2 separate regions of the Mus musculus genome follow, and region 1 is linked to region 2. A link is a contact called in ENCODE Hi-C or POLR2A ChIA-PET data. All regions are on one chromosome and are shown on one strand. Each heading gives the region's core, a stretch centred on a gene start or an enhancer-like site at or near the end of the contact. The rest is flanking DNA. Distances are from core to core; before and after follow the strand shown.

The links. A loop is a pair of places that touch in the nucleus more often than their neighbours do. ChIA-PET counts read pairs that join two places held with the same protein, here RNA polymerase II (POLR2A).
Region 1: a loop to region 2 is called in a map of left cerebral cortex, with 11 times the contacts of the local background. The contact joins the promoter of Aftph here to the promoter of Rab1a in region 2. A Hi-C loop is called at or near these places in 1 of 37 maps with a recorded cell type or tissue (left cerebral cortex). POLR2A ChIA-PET finds 5 or more read pairs at or near these places in 2 of 5 experiments (Patski and embryonic stem cell).

Annotation. Positions count from the first base shown.
Region 1 is chr11:20,739,716-20,743,622 of GRCm38, forward strand. It overlaps Aftph (aftiphilin), which reads right to left and starts at 1,841. Exons shown (of 10, transcript NM_001290545.1): 1 at 1,591-1,841. Gm46272 (predicted gene, 46272) reads left to right here and starts at 917. Exons shown (of 1, transcript NR_168691.1): 1 at 917-3,674.
Region 2 is chr11:20,198,889-20,202,839 of GRCm38, forward strand. Rab1a (RAB1A, member RAS oncogene family) reads left to right here and starts at 2,524. Exons shown (of 6, transcript NM_008996.4): 1 at 2,524-2,764. The coding sequence starts at 2,742.

The sequences.
Region 1 (3,907 bases), core at 591-3,090, 540 kb after region 2:
AATTCCTCAATGAAATGCTATTTAATAATTCCTTTTCAATTAGATTTCACAAAAAATAAACTACAAGTACTCAACTTTCACAGCTTTTTGCATCTAGCTTTTTATTAACTATAAGCAGGACAGCTTAAAAATAACTTTAAAATAATGTTTTATAGTAGAATCACCTAGATTGTGAGTTTTCATAGACAATTGGGTTCTACAAAATTTACCAATGCCATTATGGATATATCTTTGTGGAATTATTTTCATTATAGCTTCTAGGTCAAAAGATCAGATAACATTAAATTCAAGTGCCCTACATATTATGAGTCTTATTAAATTTTTTCCAGGAGCTTTTTAATGATTTAAAAATATGTCTCTAAACATCAATAGATAAATCTGATACACTATATCTAATAAGAATCTAGTAAGTGCTATTTACTGATCTAGAAATTACAATGCTGGATCTAACTTGCTATTCGTGTGAGAGATATCCATGTATATGGCTACCATAGGTACTTTGTTTTAACAAATACACTTCTGGAGAGTGTTAAAAATGATCCCTACAAATGCCAACGTTTAGAAACTTATAAAATATGGTAAACTAGGCTGCTTATATCAACGCATTAGAGTTGAAGCAGAGTTCCCCCTAGAGTTTAGTATATATTTCTCTAATAGTTCAACAAATGTAAAATCTGATTTGAACCTTTCCAAAGTTCCTATCCCCACCACTATCCCCCCCCCGCAAAAAAAACACCTCGTGAAAGATATTTATGCCCTGAAGTTTGAGTAAAGTTTTACTTCTTTTAGTAAGAACTCTGAAACAGAACCAACGCTCCTTTGACGCTCCCTGCCCCCTCCCCGTTAATATTTACATGTATGAGTCAGTTCTTTCCTCAACCGCAACAGATTCAGATTCAGAGGGACATCACGCTATAACTTGAATAAACCAACAAGGTGGGGGCGGTAGGAAGCACAACTAGTCTCCGTTTCCAAAGGGAAAAAGAACCCACCACCGTTCACCCTCTGTCCCCGGCAGCACCTGCCACGTCGGGAGCTTAAAGAATAATGGCTCAACTTTCGGACGCAAGGAGGGAGAAGACACAGATAATTTCCTGAGGAGTGCCTAAAAGGTCCTCTCCGCAAGGGACACAGCTCTGGGCCGTCTCTGTCCGTTGGAGCATTCAGAGACCCTTCGAGGCGGCACAGTCCTGCAGCAGCCGGCCTCGGGCCTCCGCGAGGCAGACAGTGTTTACACCTGTCACGAGGGAGGTGGGAGCAGGAGGACGCCGGAGCGGAGCCCCAAACTTCTACACAGCGGCCGGGAGGGAACCCCGGCGCGCAGCTCGGGGCGGGTGGACGGCGAGAGGCAGGGCGGGCCACGGCGGCCGGGAGGGCACGGCTGGCTCTCCTCGGCCGAGCCTGGGATGCCGAGCGCCGTGCCACTCGGCTTCGGGCGCTGCCAGCGGCGTTCCGCACCCGCGGAGAAGAGCAGAGCCCGCGCCGGAGCTCGCAGGCCCGCACGCGGGCCGACGCGGGCAGGCGCTCCAGGCCGGGGCGACTAGCCGGGCCGGGTCCTCCGCACCCCGGGAGCGCGGCGGCAGCACTCACCTGGCTCGTCCCGGGCGGCCGCGATGGGCATGGCTCGGCGGCCCGGGGAGGAACTGGCTCCCCGGGGAAGGACCGGTTACTCGGACGCTGAGCTGGTGAGGGCGGAAGGGGAGCTGTTCCCAGCCCTGTCAGCGGCGCGGCGCCATGGACGCCCACCCGGAGTTTCAGCGCTGCCGCGGGACCCCCATCCCACTACCCTCCGCCCTCTTCCGCCGCCGCCGCCGCCTCCGCCTCCTCCTCCTCCGCGGAGACCCCCGCCCACTCCACACACTCTCCCATCATGCAGCGGGGAACCGCTGCTGTCCATACGTCACTTCCGGGCGCAGGTGGCTAGGTCGGGGCCGGGCGCTGGTGGGTGCCGGGGTGGGGGAGGACACTCCAGGGGAATTAGTGTCACAGACTTCTTACTTCTGCGCAGGCGCCGTCGTGTGGAACGACGTTCGCCATTTTGGTTGCGGGCAAACGGTCTTTTTTCCGTACTCACTGAAGTGTGGGCTGGGGACGTCCTCCCTCCCCTCCCGACCCTCTGAGGCAGCGCTCCGGGCCACAGACCTGAGCTTCTCTCCGCCCAGTACTTTCCCGATGAGCCGGGGAGAGGGTTAAGTTCCGCCTTGGAATAAAACTGCAGACGTATGGAAATACGGAACCAGATCTCTGCTGAAAAACCGGCTGGACAACATTCAGCAGCTTGTCCTTTTTGCCCGGAATAAAAGACTTTCATTCCCTTCCCTTTTTATGTAAGCCAACAAAAGAGGAAGCTGTTATTTAACAAACGAGAAGTGATTGTCCTACTTAAGACGAGAAGTCAGCAGGCAAACTAACAAATGGTCTTCTACAAAAATCAGTCCAGAATTGTGTTGGTGTTTGGAGAAGATGATCATTTTCATACATCTTTCCAATCAACTTGTGCATTTGAGCGATTCTATACAATAGAGGTCATAAGAGGTTTTTGTTTCCATCGGTTCCTGAGCAATTGGTCTTTTTTTAATAACATCTCCCCGTCCTTTATTATGACTCTGTTAGAAACCATTCCACTGTAAAACTCAGACAAAGCTGCAGGATTTTTATTCCTGTCTCAGACGGTGAACCCTGGACTCTACCCTACAAACCCTGAGCCCTGCCGGGTTCTCTTTCTGCCCACGCTGAATTATTTAAAATAGTTCCCAAACCGCAAAGCTCAGCAGTAACCGAAAGGAACAAGGACTGAAAACACCCGTCATCTCAGAGAACTGTCTAGCCCTTTGACTGGAGGAATTACACACGTTGAAAAAGATAAGGACAATAGCAATTCATCATGGTTTATCCTGCCTCTGCAATGTTCTAGACAAATTAACTTGAAGAACTAAAATAGACCCTCATTTGTCTCCTCACAATTCAGTCATTGCAAGATAACAGAGACTGCATTGCTGCTTTGTGGTTATGCTGAATATTTTTGTTATTGGCCAGTCACTGAAGTGAGAAAAATCTATATGGCTTGTCAAATTTATTCCTTTTGTATTTCGCCCCCTGCTGGTGTAGCTCGTGTGCAAATTAAAAAAAAAAAGTATGTCACTGTAAAACATGTTTATTGTCTGAGAATGAAAGTAAAAAAAAATGCGTGTAAAACTGAAAATTAATTTATTTCAGACAAACATATGTTTGTTTTCACTTGATAAATCTACCAAATAAGTACTGACTAAGATCCGAAGGAAACGTTTGAATGATGATTTTCAAATAATTTAAACCAATCAAAAATGTTTAATATAGTGATTCTAAACATTAAAAGGAAACCGTGCAGTTTGGGAAAGTATCTTCCCGATTTCACAAATTATATGATTACCAAATGATTATCTTTGTTAGGTAAGTGAAGAGGCTAACTCTGTTTACTTAATTTTTTTTTTTTTAAATCCATGGAAGCTGAGTAGCTATTTGTTCAAATGACTTGGGAGCACAATCAACCTACCTGTAATTGGATACTCTTACATGTGATTATGACATTTGGCATCAAGAAAAGAAAAACGCCTGACCACTTCTAATTTTTTCTCCTATTCAGCCTTGTTAAACAACTGAAATCATAATAAATAGTAAAGTTTATACTTATATTACCCCTTTTAGTCAAATGTTACATTGTAGTGCTATTGTTTACCTCTTAGACACTCAAATTTCTTTGACCTCTAAAAGCTCTTCCAGGGGGGAGGCTCTGTGAATCATACCTTAAGTAGAGAAACCTGCATCACACACAACACAGAGGGAAAACCCCTGGTTTTCTACTTTTATTTTGAACCAGGTTCTCCTATAACCCAGGCTAGTTCTCAGCCTGTAAACTAAAGAGGATCTT
Region 2 (3,951 bases), core at 1,274-3,773:
AGAGCAGTCGGCGCTCTTAACCACTGAGCCATCTCACCAGCCCGAGAAGGAATCTTAATCTCAATAACACCCTTGATGCAGTAGGGGTGTAGGAAGCGGGCACTCATTACTCCACAGTCACGACAGCCGCTCATTTATTTTCTTACTGTAGCACAGTAACTAAGATATGAATTTTTCTGTCCTCCACATACACAGGTACAGTCAGGCTTTGGGGTGTCAAGGAAGAACTGTTACATATACTTCACATTGTTCTGTTTGTCAGCTAGGTTAAAGGTTACTAGAAGATAATTTGTTGGGAAATGAAATAGTCAATGAAAGTGGAGCAAATTTATCTCCAAAGAGACAGAGATTTAAAAAATGGAGTTTTGGTGGTAGTATCTGTATGTATGGGGGTAGTGCACTCCATAGTGTTTTTCTTTCTGAGTGTCTGCTTTCTTCCTTAATCTTTATGTTTAAGTCTATATTAAAATATCAGTAATAAAACCCCAGCTAGGGCTGGAGAGATGGCTTCTCTGGTAAGGACACTTTTTGTTCTTGCTGAGGACCTGTTTTCAGTTCCCAGAACCCAGCATAACCAACTATAACTCACGTTTCAGAGTATCAAATGCCCTATTCTGGGCTTTGAGGCCAAGAGGCACATGCATGGCACACCACACACACACATACACACACAGGCAAGAGACACTCATACATAAAATTAAATGACAGATTTGGGGTGGGTGTTGGGACAGAGGTTCACTATGTAGCTCTGTTCTGGAACTTGCTATGTAGACCAGGCTGGTTTCAAACTCACAGAGAAGCACCCATCTCTGCCTCCTGAGGGCTGGGGTCAAAGGCATGCTATGTCTGGCTTACATGATAAATCCTAAGACAAAACAAAACAACAATAACAACAAAATTTTTGCTTGAAAAATTGAGTTTAGGACACTTCAGAGTTTTTATTCTGTGAAATGATAAGAGGAAGTATGGTGGGCTTTAGGGTCCAGGGCTGTAAACCTCCATCTAGGGTCATTTCAGAAGTTAGTATGGAAAAGAACCCAGGAGGCAGAGGCCAGGGAAACACTGAGTTCGAGGCCAGCCTGGTCTACAGAGGGAGTTCCAGGACAGCTAGGGCTACACAGAGAAACTCTGCCTCAGAAAACCAAAAACCAAAACCCAGACAATAACAAGAAAACTCCCAAAACTATGTATGTGTGGTCTGATGAGGCTGTCAGGACACACGGAGGAACGCCAGAGGGATGTGTAAATATGTTCTGAGTATATGGTTAGTCATGAGAACAGCCTCTTTTGCATATTTTGATGTCACAGAAATTCAGAAATTAAAAGTAAATCTACAGTTGGCCCCAGGAGATAATATTCTTGCTTAGAACAAGTTGGAAGATAAACTTTGGTCAGTGTATTATACTATGCCCTTTGTAATAAATAACGCAAGATAATGCGTTAAAGTTTAGCGGAGATTTAAATTCCTGAGCTGATTAAAGTTGACACCATTAGGTCTAAAAAAATGTATTAATATTAGTTCTGGAGTCCGTACTGAAGAGTTTCATGGCTTAAAAAAAAATACTTATTACTGCCCAGTTGTGCAGACGGACACAGAATTAGTACTAATAAAAAACAAAGAGCAGCAAAAGCAACTGCAACCCCCCCCCCTCAAAAAAAACAAAAACAAAACTTAACAACCCAACCCAACCCAACCCTATCCCGGAAAACAATTCAACTTTTAAGTCTAGGCCTCAAGTAGGAGGAGAAGACTGGTTAAGGCTGACTTTAGCCTGTGTCTCAACAGCACAATGTTAAAGGTTGGAGGTCGAGATGGAGGAGCAGTTTCAGACAGGGAAATCTGGCTGTGTGAGCAGAAGAGAGACTAGAACAGGGTCCATTTGCAGCTATTGCAACATCAAGTTGCTAGAGTAAAACGGTAAAAAAAAAAAAAAAAAAATTAGAGAAGGAGTCGGGTGAGTGAGAAAGCGCAAGGTCTACAGAGGCCGCTTGAGTTTCCTGCTGTCCTTAGAGCAGCCTCAGACCCTGATGGTGATGGCCCCTGTGGTCTTGCCTGAGCAGAGCTCGTCAAGCTGTCTCCACCCCTCCTCACTGTCCCAGGCTTCCTGGGAGCCCCCTCCCCCTCTGCTGCGGCACCGCCCTCCGCCGAGTTCCTTCCTCCTCCCCTCCCGATGGGGCACCGACTCGCCCTGCTGCCACGTCTCACTGATGACATCAACACAGCCCGGTCGGCCTTAGCCAATCCGCTAGGGGGAGTCCGAGCGAAGTCCTAGCCAGCAGGCCAGCGGGGAGGGGAGCAGGAAGGGCGGGGTGTGGGGGTGAGGGAATCGGGACGGGGCGGGCTACAAGCTCGAAAGTGCGCATGCGTTCAGGGCGCGGGGCCTAGTGGGAAGCTGAGTGCAGACAGCCCTCGGCCCGGTCGGGCTGCCCAGCGCGCGGTGTGCTCATGACTCTCTTTCCCAGCGTGCCCCGCGACGCTGCCGCCCTCTGGGCCGCGCCAGGCCCCTTGGCCTAGGCTTCCCCAGTTCCTGGTTCGCCGGCGGCCATTTTGGGTGGAAGCGATCACTGAGTGGCGGCGGCTGCTGATTGTGTTCTAAGGGTCGGAGTGGGGTCGACGTTTGCTCTACCGGAACAGCTTAGCTCATTCCTCCCTTTCCATTACCTGTGGCGCGGAGAGTTGGGGCGGCGGCTGCGTCAGCAAGGGCGGTGGTGGCGGCGGCGGCGGCGGCAGCTGCAGTGACATGTCCAGCATGAATCCCGAATAGTGAGTGCAGGAGAGCCGGGGCGGGCCGGGGTGAGAGCGGCCGGCCGGGGGTGAGGGCCGCCGGGAGGTTCGCTGCGCAGCGCCGGGAAGGTCGGCCGGGCGAAGGAGACGGAGCAGCCTGAGGGCCCCATTGTCTGAAGGCCGAGGGCCGCAGCGCAGCGGGGAGGGGTCGGGCCTGCGGGCCGGGTCCCGACCGCAGCCGGCGGGGAGCTAGGTGCCGCGGCTGGGCGTTGGGGAGAGGGCCTCGGACAGTAGCCAGGAGGGGCGCGTCTCTGGAGGCAGTGACGGCTGGAGGAGGACTTGGTTTTAAGGGGAGGTAGGTGGGAGAGCTCTGCTAGAGGGCACTGTCAGACCCTGCGCCGGCTCTGCGGAGCTGTCAGCGTCGGCTTTACTTGTAAATCCCGAGCTTGTTAGAGCTCTCTCCCTGTTGGGTTTTAGGTAATATGGATGCTTCTTGGGACTGCGTGGGCTTGAGGGGGATGAGGAGATGGTGAGGAGCTATTTATAATGTTTAGTTTTCTTTTGGGCTTGTCTCCTGGGAGAGTTCTGTGAGACTTGTGAGACGTGACCCTTACAAAATCCTGGACATTTGTGAAATTTTTGGTTTAGGGGAGACATGAGTCTCCCAGTCACCTTTTGTCTCCAGTAGGTTAAGAAGAAGAAAAAGAAGAACAAAACTGAACTAAAAATAAACTAGAAATGTCTTCCTGGTACCACCAAGTTAAAGTACAAGTTTGCAGACAGTTTTGAAAAGAAACTAATGGGGCCTTTGATGATAGAGTTGTATGTAGGTTTTAGATTACCTGCTTGAATGCCTGTAGATAGGAAATGAGGTTCCATGACGTGTCATGAAAAGTTAATGCATTCCTTTTTCTTGCTTACTCAAGAAGTCACTGTAGCAGATGTGACACACCTGGCACCTTTCATGGGAACTGCGCTTCTCCTTTCTTGGATAGACATTGTTAGGCTCTCTCTTTGAACCCAAAATTCTCCTATGGTTTCCATATATGAAAATAACTTTAAGAGATGCCATTTTTATTATACTTTAGTGTCAGAAATCTTTAAGGGAGAGGGATTTTTGTTGGTTTTTAATAAGAGAAATCACTATTGCCGTAAAAGCTGGGCTTTATTTGTTGCTTTGGTCAGTTACCGCTAAGTGTGCCCCCATGAAAGGTCCAACCATCAGC